Linked DNA regions of Homo sapiens: regions 1 and 3 are each linked to region 2. The links are chromatin contacts, found by Hi-C or POLR2A ChIA-PET in ENCODE. All regions are on one chromosome and are shown on one strand. Each heading gives the region's core, a stretch centred on a gene start or an enhancer-like site at or near the end of the contact. The rest is flanking DNA. Distances are from core to core; before and after follow the strand shown. Region 1 holds the start of LINC02015 (long intergenic non-protein coding RNA 2015). Region 2 has its middle 90 kb from the start of LINC02015. Region 3 overlaps LINC02015 (long intergenic non-protein coding RNA 2015).

The links. Hi-C counts contacts between places; a loop is a spot of excess contacts on that map. ChIA-PET counts read pairs that join two places held with the same protein, here RNA polymerase II (POLR2A). Pooled maps may share reads with other maps.
Region 1: a pooled map shows a loop between it and region 2 (4-fold over the local background). The contact joins the promoter of LINC02015 here to the enhancer-like site in region 2. A Hi-C loop is called at or near these places in 4 of 168 maps with a recorded cell type or tissue (ascending aorta, astrocyte of the cerebellum, endothelial cell of umbilical vein and 1 more) and 2 of 50 pooled maps. POLR2A ChIA-PET finds 5 or more read pairs at or near these places in 2 of 52 experiments (AG04450 and CD4-positive, alpha-beta T cell).
Region 3: a map of IMR-90 shows a loop between it and region 2 (3-fold over the local background). The contact joins two enhancer-like sites. A Hi-C loop is called at or near these places in 6 of 168 maps with a recorded cell type or tissue (Calu3, IMR-90, ascending aorta and 3 more), 1 of 37 single-sample maps with no recorded cell type and 3 of 50 pooled maps. POLR2A ChIA-PET finds 5 or more read pairs at or near these places in 2 of 52 experiments (CD4-positive, alpha-beta T cell and OCI-LY7).

The regions. Positions count from the first base shown.
Region 1 is chr3:177,815,400-177,819,372 of GRCh38, forward strand. It overlaps LINC02015 (long intergenic non-protein coding RNA 2015), which reads left to right and starts at 1,466. Exons shown (of 3, transcript NR_110826.1): 1 at 1,466-1,597.
Region 2 is chr3:177,904,943-177,908,740 of GRCh38, forward strand. No RefSeq gene overlaps it. Among named protein-coding and RNA genes, the nearest start is that of LINC02015, 90 kb to the left of the region's middle. Within about 2 kb of position 1,314, at least 8 of the 41 ENCODE cell types and tissues checked have a DNase peak (open chromatin) inside an H3K27ac peak, as active enhancers do; they include IMR-90 and ascending aorta, where a contact is called at or near this core.
Region 3 is chr3:177,833,035-177,836,958 of GRCh38, forward strand. All of the region lies in intron 1 of LINC02015 (long intergenic non-protein coding RNA 2015), which reads left to right. Among named protein-coding and RNA genes, the nearest start is that of LINC02015, 18 kb to the left of the region's middle. Within about 2 kb of position 2,122, at least 5 of the 41 ENCODE cell types and tissues checked have a DNase peak (open chromatin) inside an H3K27ac peak, as active enhancers do; they include IMR-90, where a contact is called at or near this core.

The sequences.
Region 1 (3,973 bases), core at 216-2,715, 89 kb before region 2:
CAATTATTCTTACTCATGAAGGAAGCTAGAGAGTGTTCCTGCTTCTTTTATATATTGCTTGTTTCACTGACGCTATCATTCTCTCTGATTTTTATATGTGGCCTTGAACTCAACAAAGGTTTATATTAAAGATCTTCTATGTAAATAATTGCAAAATTAGACCAGAAGAGAAACTAATGGGCAACTATGGCGTTAGAAGCTTGAACCACTTTCACAGCCTGCAACACCTGTTGAGTCACGTTCATGCTCCTAGGTGTAACATTCAGGGTCTCCATCACCTGGTTTCTCTCTGTTCTCCGGCCTCATTTTAACCTACTTAGCTCTAAAACTTTTAGACTGTTTCATGCCTTTGAATATTTAATCATGCAGTACCCACTGCCTTGAATGTTTTGCAAACTTTTTTTTTTTTAACTTGAAAAACCTGCTATGATTCCCTCTAGTTCTAGTTCCAGGCATCATCTTCCCCAGGAAGCTTTTCCCTAATCTCCTTAGGAGTTAAGGGCCCCTTCCTTCTACCCCCACAGAATCCTGCACAAAATACTGTCTTATAACCCCTGATATTGTGTTGTATTTTCTGTGTAGGAGTCTGTCTCATCACCCAGACTCTTGAGTTACACAAGGGAAGGACATGTTTTATTCATTTTTGTAGATTTAGTACAAAAGAGTACATTATAATAGGGTGCCTAGTGCATATTAAGAAATCAATAAATATCCATTACTTTCTTTAAAAAAAAATGAATTGCTTACACTTATAAATCTATTGAAAGTATCATGGCAAGAAGCAAAGCTCTTAAAAACCATAAAGAAATTATGAATTTTTCAGGGTTTTTGGAATGTGGTTGCCACTTAACATTCAAACTATTAATAAAATACTAATGTGGGTATAAACTGAAAACTCAGGTGTGTTTTTCTTTAAATAAATTTGGTGCAAGGAAATCTGTGATTATGTTGTTAAAATTGAGAATTAGAAAGCGGTTCTTCATTTAATGAAGAAGACTTTCTTTATACAAAATAAGCCATAAGATTAAATGGTGAACTGCTTGTGGACATTAAATTGACTAAAAAAGAGGTTTAAATTCCCATACAAGGAATACGTGATATGCACTAACTTATGTATATCTATATCTTAATAGAATGTGTTGGGCACGTCTACAAGATTTTCCTTAAAATGTAGAAGAAGCCTAGAGTATAATATTTAAGAAAGATTACATATTATTCCAGTTAAAACTTTCAAATTAGGATTGATTGCCAAGACTACTTCAACTCATGTGGGGAAATTGGAGGAGTGTTTTGACGGGGGAAAAGACAAAACAGAAAATGCCAGAGCCCAAAATAAGTTCCCCAGAGAAGCTGGGAGTCTTTGCCTTGATTGGATACAGACTGGGAACTTTCTCATTGCTTTGGAATTTGGGCTAACGTCCAAAACTGAGGGTAACCTGTGACAATTGCATTGCACATTCTGAAGAAAGGTACTTAGACATGTTCCCCACAGGATGTGTTAAGGTGTTGGCCAATCATCAAATATTGTCACTCCAAAGAACACATTTAACAGCCGGGAAGAAAATTGTAGGAAAAGAGAGCACTTTGGCACGGAAGGGTAAGCTGCTATGTGACTTCGTCTTGATCCAAGAGAGGAAATTGAGAGAAAACCCTCTGGAGCAAAGGTGGTGAGGACAGAGAGGCTCACTAGTGGGGAATACTGCCATCTTACAGAGTTCGAGAAATTTCCTCAGAGAGTTTGAAGGGTGCCCTCTAGAGCAGGACTTTGCAAACTTTCTGTGATAAAGGACCAACCTGTTTCAATTTCCAGTCCATCATGGAGTGACAGGTTTATAGATTTACTAGAACTGAATTTTTAGAAAAATGAAATGGAAACAATGTTCAGAGGTTACATACTCTGTATTGTAACATCAAATTGCTATAAAAATTTCTGAACAGTACTCTTAATTCCTGCACTTATTTTGTCATGAACTGGTAACAGACTGTTAAGAATCAACATGAGTGCTGAGACCTCAGAATAAGTACCTCTATCCTACATCAGAACTTCACCCAGAGATCTGGTTAAAATGACAATTCTGAGCACTACTGCCAGTCCAAGCTCTCTGCTACTAAGAGGCTCCTGGGCGATGCCAGTGCTCTGGTCGGGGGCATTCTTTGTGTCCAAGGCTCTAGAGAAGTGCAGGCCGATAGAAATATGATGTGAGCCACACATGTAATTTATTTTTTAGTAGCCTATTTAAAAAACAGGGAAAGGAAATGGGTGATTAATTTTACTAATACATTTTATTTAAGCCAATATATCCAAAATATTATCACGTGGTTGATATAAAAATTAGTGATGAGACATCTTGCTCTGTGTGTGCGTGTGTGTGTGTGTGTGTGTGTGTTTTAATACTAAAGCTTTGAGATCTCAATTTGGACTGGCACATTTCAAGTGTTCAATGGACACATGTGGTTAATGGCTTCAGTGTTTAGCCAGGCAGTGCTTGAATGTGGGCAGCACAGGGCCTGGTGCCTGACTCTGCAGGAGAAATCACAGGTATGAGGTGGCTGAAGATGCGCAGCATGACAGAGTGAGGCCAAAAGGCAGCAGTGCTTGAAGTTTGAGAACATGATGGGGGAGGATGTGTTCATTTTCCTGCAGGACAAGTAGCACTGTGCAAGTTAGTGCAAGTTATTTGAAGGGCCTCCCACCATTTCACAGCAAGAGGGGTGCATGCTGGAATGAAGGAATCCCAAGCACCTTCTGGTACAGGAGTCAAGGTTCTTACAAAAGATTAACGAGAGAGTGTTTTGAATGCATCAGGAAATGTTAAATGTATGAGTCCCTGAAAGGGTCTCCAAAGAATTAACAGAGGTACTTCATGAAAAAGACTTCTTGGAACATCTGTCCTACACAGGGCATTTGACAACAAAGAAAGACACAAATGCACTTGAGCTGGGGAGGAAAAACATTGATTTCAAGAATAAATTGAAGTTTTGGTATCTGATTGGGTTAGAGTTTTTTGATTCCTGAAAATAAGTTCTATAGTACTTGAAAGTAAACAGAAAGTCGTGGATCTGCCCAAGAGGTCGTTGAGGGGAGAAGAAAACTCTGACGGTAGTTTTGAGAAAGGTTGTGGAGAGAGACTGAATTTTTTTTTGTCCAATTTGATTTATTAAATCGACCATCATCTGTGTGAGCTCGTGTTGCAAAAATGACAACACAGATCATTTAAATGCTTTGTCGTTCACATCTCTACTCGGCAGCCTGACGCTGACAACACTGCCAGGCACATGAAGCAATCCCTCCAAGATACATTTCAGATATTAATGTTTTGGTATTGTTAAATCATATTATTTTTATTTCTATAAATTTATCTTGTTCCCCATGTTAATGGCAGAAAGTTTCAAGTTAAAATCAAGGGTAAACACATTGGCTTAGGACTCTGTCTTCTTCTGAAAGGCCTAAGCCAGGAAGGTGGATACAATTGAAGGAAGCCAAGAGAAATTGGTTAGCCTGCTACTGGCTGCAAAGAATAGAATCCCAGAGGCCAAGTATCTAAAATGACAATAGTAACTTCTCCCATAGCTAAGACTCACGTAGGGTGAATCTCATGGCTGGTTGATACTGTGACTCAATGACATTTAGGTTTTTACACAAAATATTTCTTCACTCTGCTATCTTTTGAGCTAGTTTCCTCTTTAGAATGGTAGCAAGAAGGCTATGCCAGATCTAAGCAGTATACTTATGGGCAATAATACCCAGGAGAAGAAAGAGTCACTTCTCAGGCTTCTCTTTCTCTCTCTCACTCTTTTTTTTTTTTTTTTTTTTTGAGAAGGAATCTCTCTCTGTCGCCCAGGCTGGAGTGCAGTGGTGCAATCTCAGCTCACTGCAACCTCCACCCACTGGGTTCAAGCAATTCTCCTGCCTCAGCCTCCCAAGTAGCTGGGATTACAGGAACATGCCGCCACGCCTGGCTAATTTTTTGTA
Region 2 (3,798 bases), core at 64-2,563:
ATGTGCTGGAGTGCTGTGCTAGGTGCTTCCATTTTTAATCTCTTTAAATGCAAGAACTTTGTGAGATCAGTGCTATTCCCTCCATTTTCCAGGTGAGGAACCATGAGTCTCAGAGAAGCTAAGAAGTTTATCCAGACACCCACATTTTTGTGAGTGGTGGACTTAAGATTTGAACCTGTTTTGGTTTCCAAGTTCTTTGGTCTTTTTACTGTTCCTTAATTGTTGCCTGTTACAGGATGCCTTGCATTTCTTCATAAATGAGTCCAATTTTTGCCTGCCACCTGGTTTATATGACTGTCCAGATTGATTTTTCTTTTAAATTTACATTTTGCAACTGTAGGCTTTTTTCCTTTCCATTTACCTCCTGCCTCAGTCATGAGGTTGGAAAAAATGAGAAGTATGCTGGTTTTGTTTGGACTGAGAACATTCCAAAATGTTTGGCTGCACCTCAAAACCCTGTTAAAATAATATTATTTATAACTTTCTGCTTGGTCAATTTTGTTTTAAGTTTGGCTATCTCCCATAGGAGGTTATTCTTTCTCCTTGATGGTAAGGTTTGCTGCTTGAAAGCCTTAATCTTAAACATTTTTCAAGTAAGACTCAGGTCCTTGCCTGAATACAAACTCGTTAGATAATAGCCCCAACCACTCTGAAGCAGTTCATTGCAGAAGCTCACTCTCAGCTGTTGTGGGTGGGGTGTTAGCAGAATGAATGCCATAGGTTTACATGTGAACCATCAGCCCTGCTCACAAAATATAATCTGTCCAGCACCGCGATAGGTTGCATTTTAGAGCTGGGCTTTAGTATGGTGTGACTGTTTACCAGAATGCCTTCTGAGGAATACAAAGTAATTTTTTTTTTTTTACATTCCTCCTCAGTAAGGTTATTGTTGTTAGCAGATTTATTTAGCTGCCCTAGCAGCTTAAGACATTTCATTGACTTTTGAGCAGACGATTTGATTTTTCAGGCACAGATGGGGGAAAAACAGCTAGCAGAATCATTAGAATGGATACCTACCACAAGTAGTAGGGAGGCAGGCTTTTAACAGGACATAGCTAAAGAGAAGACCTGTCTTTGCCTCAATGTGTAATTGAACACTGTCTAAAATTGATGGCAAAGCAATGTGAATTATAGGGGCCAAGGATTTGCTATTTAGAAACTTAAACAAATCTGCTTTTTCTAAAAGGCCTTTCTTTTTCACACAAAAACGATGGTCAGTGAAGTGGCAATTCTCAGTGAAACGACAATGCTTCTCCCTCAGGAGCAGCTACCCTCAAGGAAACAGAGCCAAAACACAGAGACTGAATCATTAACCTAAAAATGTAGTTACATAACTGCTAAAATTCCACACTTTGCAGGCCTGTGGCCTGACTTTAGCCTTTAGAGACATTCCTAGCCCAGTGGTTGCTAGTAGCCACTGCTCACATTTCTCCATCTCTCTGCCTCCCAGGAGCTAAACTCCTATTGATTTTCCCAGAACCCTGAGCTGTCTCCATAATAGAATGATTTGGTGGGCGTCCTGTCAAATGCAAAAGGAAGCCTCTGCCAGACTGAGCATTAGAACACGGTGTTTTTAAATAGAAATGTGAAATATCAGTGCAATTACAAATCAATAAAAACCCAGAGGGAAAGAGAATCTCATTTGAGGAAAGATCTTTAAGTTTTTTTCCTTTCTTTTTTCTCGTAATGAAAAATTAGATCAGGGAACCAAATTTATGAGGTAAAAACTGTCAACAAAGTATTCCTAGCTGTTGCTGAGGCTGAGAAAAAAGAAAGCTAAATCATGCATGCAGTGTGAGTATGTGAATGACACATTTTAATATATTAGGGAGTCAAAATACCTCTCATTTTTTACTTGTGTTTTTGGCTGTTGCCCAAATCGTTATTGTTTTATTTATTTTGCTAATGTCATTCTCTTATGCCTTTTTCCAAATTCCATATTTTCTCCTAGGTTTGCTTTCCATATGCTGGATGATGTGTGTGGATTTTCAGTGTGTGTTTCAGAGTCTTAAAAGCTCATGCTAGCTTGCTTAACATACCTGCCATAACTCATGATATAGAACCCTATGGAGAACTGTGTTGCAACATGGATGCAGTGCCTATACTAAGGCACATTGCCAAGCTGAAGACTGTCAGAGAGCATCACTAACGGAGGTAAGCCAGTAGGGTCTAAAAATCTTCACAGAGAGAAGGTATGACCAGATGATAGTCCATTAAATTGCGTTGAGGTGCAGCACTATGTTCTAAATTGGTGTACCCCACGAATTTATATGTTGAGGCCTAATACCCAATGTGATAGTATTAAGAGGTATGGCCTTTAGGAAGTGATTAAGTCATAAGGTGAGGGCTTGACCCTTATGAATGAGAATAGTGACCTTATAAAAGAGGCTTGAGTGAGCTCTCTGGCTCTTTTTTGCCATGTAAGGATGCAGCAACAAGTCACCATCTATTAAGCCAATTACCAGACACCAAATCTACTGGTGCTTTGATGTTGGACTTCCCAGCCTCCAGACCTCTAAGAAATAAATCTCTGTTGTTTATAAATTACTGAGTCTAAAGTACTTTGTTATAGCAGCCTGAATAGACTAAGACATGCAGCAAGTGAATAGATCACTCACTGTAGCCTGGATCTCTCCTTCATTATGACAGGGTTGTTTCTCGTACTGGACATAGGTCACCTTTGCTAACCTCTTACAGAAATTCTAAACTTTGTGAGAGGAAATGCAGAAATGTGAGAGAAGAACAAGGAGCTATGTGAAGAAGAGAGATGGAAATGGATTGAGACTGTTGAAATAGGAGAAAATATCTTGGTTTTGACATCATTTCCAAAGAATCATAGTTATCAAATAAAAAATTTCACAATTATCCAAAATTATAATAAAAATTCAGTGGCTGGCAAAATGGCTGAATAGGATCAGCTCTGGTGTGCAGCTCCCAGTGAGATCCACACAGAAGATGAGTAATTTCTGCATTTCCAACTGAGGTACTTGGCTCATCTCATTGGGACTGGCTAGACAGTGAGTGAAACCCATGGAGGGCAAGCTGAAGCAGGGTGGGACATTGCCTTACCTGGGAAGTGCAAGGGGTCAGGGAACTCCCTCCCCTAGCCAAGGGAAGCCATGAAGGACTCTGACATGAAGACTGGTGCACTCCAGCCCAGATACTACGCTTTTCCCATGGTCTATGCAACCCACAGACCAGGAGATTCCCTCGGGTGCCTATGCCACCAGGGCCCTGAGTTTCATAAAACTGGGCAGCCATCCCGAGCTAGCTGCAGGAATTTCTTTTCATACCCCAGTGGTACCAGGAACATTTAAGTCTGCTGAAGCTGCGCCCACAGCTGCCCCTTCCCCCAAGTGATCTGTCCCAGGGAGATGGGAGATTTATCTGTAAGCCCCTGATTGGGGCTGCTGCCTTTCTTTCAGAGATGCCCTGCCCAGAGAGGAGTCTAGAGAGGCAATCTGGCTACAGCAGTTTTGAGGCGCTGCAGTGGTATCCACCCAGTCTGAACTTCCAAGCAGTTTTGTTTACACTGTGAGGGGAAAACTGCCTACTCAAGCCTCAGTAATGGCAAATGCTCCTCCTGGCAGCAAGTTTGAGCATCCCAGGTCGACTTCAGACTGCTGTGCTGGCAGCGAGAATTTCAAGCCAGTGGATATAAGCTTGCCAGTGAGATAGAACCGTTCAGTCCCCTGGAAAGGGGGCTCAAGCTAGGGAGCCAAGTGGCCTAGCTCAGCGGATCCCACTCCCATGGATCCCAGCAAGCTAAGATCCACTGGCTTGAAATTCTTGCTGCCA
Region 3 (3,924 bases), core at 872-3,371, 71 kb before region 2:
ATCTAATTATGGGCTTCTCCTTGGCCTTGTGTAATCACATTTGCTGCGTTTTGGCAGAGATGTTTTCCTTATTTTGTTGAACTGCAACACTTGACAAGATGTTCTCTCTTAAGATGAATAATGATTTTTCTTGGGAGACAAAAACAAAAAACGAAATAACACCATCAAAGTTGATTTGAGAGGGATTATAGGTATTTGACAAATCATGCCAGTAATAAAATATCTATTACCCTTGAAAGCATACTCTATTTTTATCTTTGTGTGTGTTATTACTGATGGAAATCATAGGAGGTTCTCATTTTAAAAAACCATGTGTGCTATTTAAATATATGATTTTCATGGGGCCCAGAGGCTTGAAGGAAAAGAGATGTTAGGCCAGAGAAGAGAAAGCTCCTGAGAGCTTTGTAGAAAGAGAACTGGAGACTGTATTCAGTGAGAATATTATATTGCAATTGACAAAGCTATTCATGAAAAGATATTTGGTTATGGTTGCCATGGCAGTAGGAAACACCTGAAAAAAATCAATTAAGACTTATCTTGGCAGGGATTCAAATGCAATCCTTTATGCACGTGCAGAAGAAGACAGGAGATGTAAATACTTGCAGAAAGACAGCTTTATCATCACGTGGTCCCCTCAGAAAAACCCTGGAATATGAGAAAAATAAAAGTTTAGCTCTTTTATGTGCATAAAATGACACTGTGCTATAAAGCATTTTTTATAGGAAACTCATTCTTACAGTGGAAAGGATGCATATAATGGGTGGTGCAGGCTTATTGTTTTAGGGTTAGCAAGAAGGTGTGTGGGCTCCAATGTCACAGTGCCCAAGGTCCAGATACCTGGTATTCAGGGGCTGGGAATTCAAAGCTTGCTTCTTCAACTATTATGGAGACAGCTTCAAATCCAAAATTAGTGGACCAGATGTCTAAGAGTCCAGAATGTTGAAACTGCTTTCTGAGTATCATTTTGTGGGAATAGGGTGGGTGGATATAGTTTTTGGTAACCTAATTTATTAAAGGGCATAGATATAGCATGATGCTTGGGAATAATAATGTTAATAACCTGATTTTCAATTTATAGCAAACCAACCCCTATGAAATATTATACGGCTTGGTTTTAGGCTTATATAGTGTTATTTTCTCAGGGGGGAAATGATATTCATAGGATGTTTAGTAATTATAGGCAATTAACAAGAAATTTTTAATTTAATGTATTTATTTATTTATTGAAAAAATATTTATTTACTACTTATCACGTGTCAGGCACAGTACAAGGGCCTGGGAATAGAGCAGTGAATCAGAAAGACATGATTGCTGCTCTCAAGTTTTTTATCATTTTATAGAGAAAGTGGCGAAAACAAACAAATAAAGAAACAAACAAACAAAGAAAAAAGGCCAATTTCAATTCTGGCCTAAGCAGTGTTAAGTAGGGAAATGTAGGGTCCAAGGAGAACAAAGAGGAGGGTGGTGTCTGACAGGGTGACATTCATTCTAGCAGAGGGAACAGAGACCAAAGACAACATGGAACATGGACCCAACATCACAGATCAACTCCAAACAGGACAGTGTGATGGGATCCTGTGGAGTATAAGTGGGAATGATGAGAGGTGAGACAGGCAGGCAAGCAAGACCAGAGAGTTGAAGTGCTAGTAAACTACACTGACAAGCTTGGCCCCTCAGCCCAACCAGAATCCATTCAAAGGTCTCAAGCAAGGGAGCAACATGGCCTGATTTGCAATACCTGCTGCTGTTAGCTTTAGTGGTTTTGAAGCAGTGATTTTGGAAAAATCAATCGAATGATTTTCATTCTGAAGTATTTTGGCTGCTAACTGGGACTTCCATTGTGTGGTCTAAGGTGAGTTACTTTACCTCTCTAGTATCCCGTGTTTTCCTCTACATGGGCCCTTTTAGCTTTGTTTCTCTATGATGCGATTTCTCAGTTGTGTTTGTTTTTTGTTGATAGACACACTTGCTTACAGTGTGACTACACATGCACCCAGGAGTGAATTATCTTTGATTACTTGAAGTTCTGCCCTATCCACCAGCTGGCTGGTCTAAAACCCTTTAAACTCCTTTACTCTCACCATGAGGTCTTGCCTCCCAGTAGGATTAAGCCAGGAGGGCAACCGCGCCTGTCAGGGAGAAGGATGTGGGTTTGCCTGAGTCACTGTGTGTGAGAGTGAATGATGGTTTTAGGAAGTAGCCATAAAGCATTGGGAGAATGGCTGTGAATGGCTTTCATATTCTCTGCTCTGTTTTTGATTACACCAAAGACAGCTTGTTATTGAGTAGCTTATAGCATGTGGCTATGTTTTAAGTACTTGAGTAACACAGTCAAAATAAACCAGCTCACTCTGTTTGGTGAGCAAGTCTAACAAACATATAAAGAACATAAATGTACTTCTTGTAAGTCACAAATATATCTAGAAGTTAAAAGGAAGATCAGAATATGTTAGTTGGTCTTAGAATAAACTTTCCCTTAAGGGTTTGGTTTATAATGTGGGCGTGAAATTCAGTTTTCTTATGAACAATTTTACATTATCGTTAATAATGAACAATTTGTTAAGTATTAGCATCAACAATGTGATATAAATAACACTGTGTGTTTGATGTTGGTGTACAGGTGATTGGTGTACTGAAGAAAGGTAACGATGTATTTATTCAGTGTTGCTATGTATCTAATATAAATTAGGTATTTGGCATAATCAGATGAAAAAACTGTTGCGCAGAAGTTCATTCTATAATGCACAGTTAATTATTGCATAGTATAATAAGTATGGTATAAAATATACTTAATGGAACACAGGTAATGGCATTTAGCCTAGCTTTGTAGGTTAGGGTAAGAGGTAGTTAGCGGTGGGATTGTTACCTGTTTCTCCAATATTCTTAATCATTCAAGTCTAATTCCAGTCTAACTATGCCATATAAAAATCCCAAAGTAACCATGAGAATTTAGACATTAAGGGAAAATGAAATATTTAAAAGAATCCCTTGAATCTGGTCTTGTTGGGTTTCTTTCTGTAAAAATGAAGAGAATGTTCTGACTGGTCACTTAGTCATTCGTTCCTTCACTCAACATGTTCAAGTCTCTATGTTCCAGGCACTCTTCCTGGGCCTGTGGTTACAGAGATAAACAAGACTGACAAGGTCTTGGCTGTCATGGAGCCTAACTTCTAGGGGATCCCATGACTTAAGAACTCTACCTCCTCTCTTACATGAAAAAACAATCTTGTATTAAAATCAGACCTCTGTTAGATCTTGGAACAGTAAAAGTACATCAGTGGAAGAAATGGAATCTGAATAAATTTTGTAGTTTAGTAAACAGTATTGTAGCAATGTTAATTTCTCAGCTTTGATAATTGTATGATGGTTATGCAAAATGTCGACATTAAGGGAAGCTGGGTGAAGGCTCTAAGAAAATCCTCTGTACTATTTTGCAACTCTTCTGTATGTCTAACATCGTCTCAAAAAAGAAAAAAAAATCCTAACACTAAACAAATAAAAAACCTTGGGCCTTGATTATTTTACTTATGTATTTACAATGTACAATATCAGATCCTGTTAGGAAGTTTAACAAAAAATAACCCTGTGGGCAGCAGTGTACGTGAGTGCCAAGAAATGTTGGCTGAACTAGATTATTCACTGAAGATTAATCAAAATATTCCCGTCTTCCACAATTAATTTTGAAGATTCTACATGTTTGGATTGCCACCAAAACAAAAAGTGCCAAAATAGCACTGTCGTACACAGCTTTGTTACCTAAGAGACTGAAATGTAGCTCAAGTGTCCAGCTTGTTTCTTTAATGTGCATTAGGCGAGGCCCACATATCCACAGAAGTCATATAAATGAGCCACTTACAAGGCTTACCAATTCTTGCTCAATACCACAAAGACTGTGTGTCAAAGAGAATGGTTGTAAATTAAAGC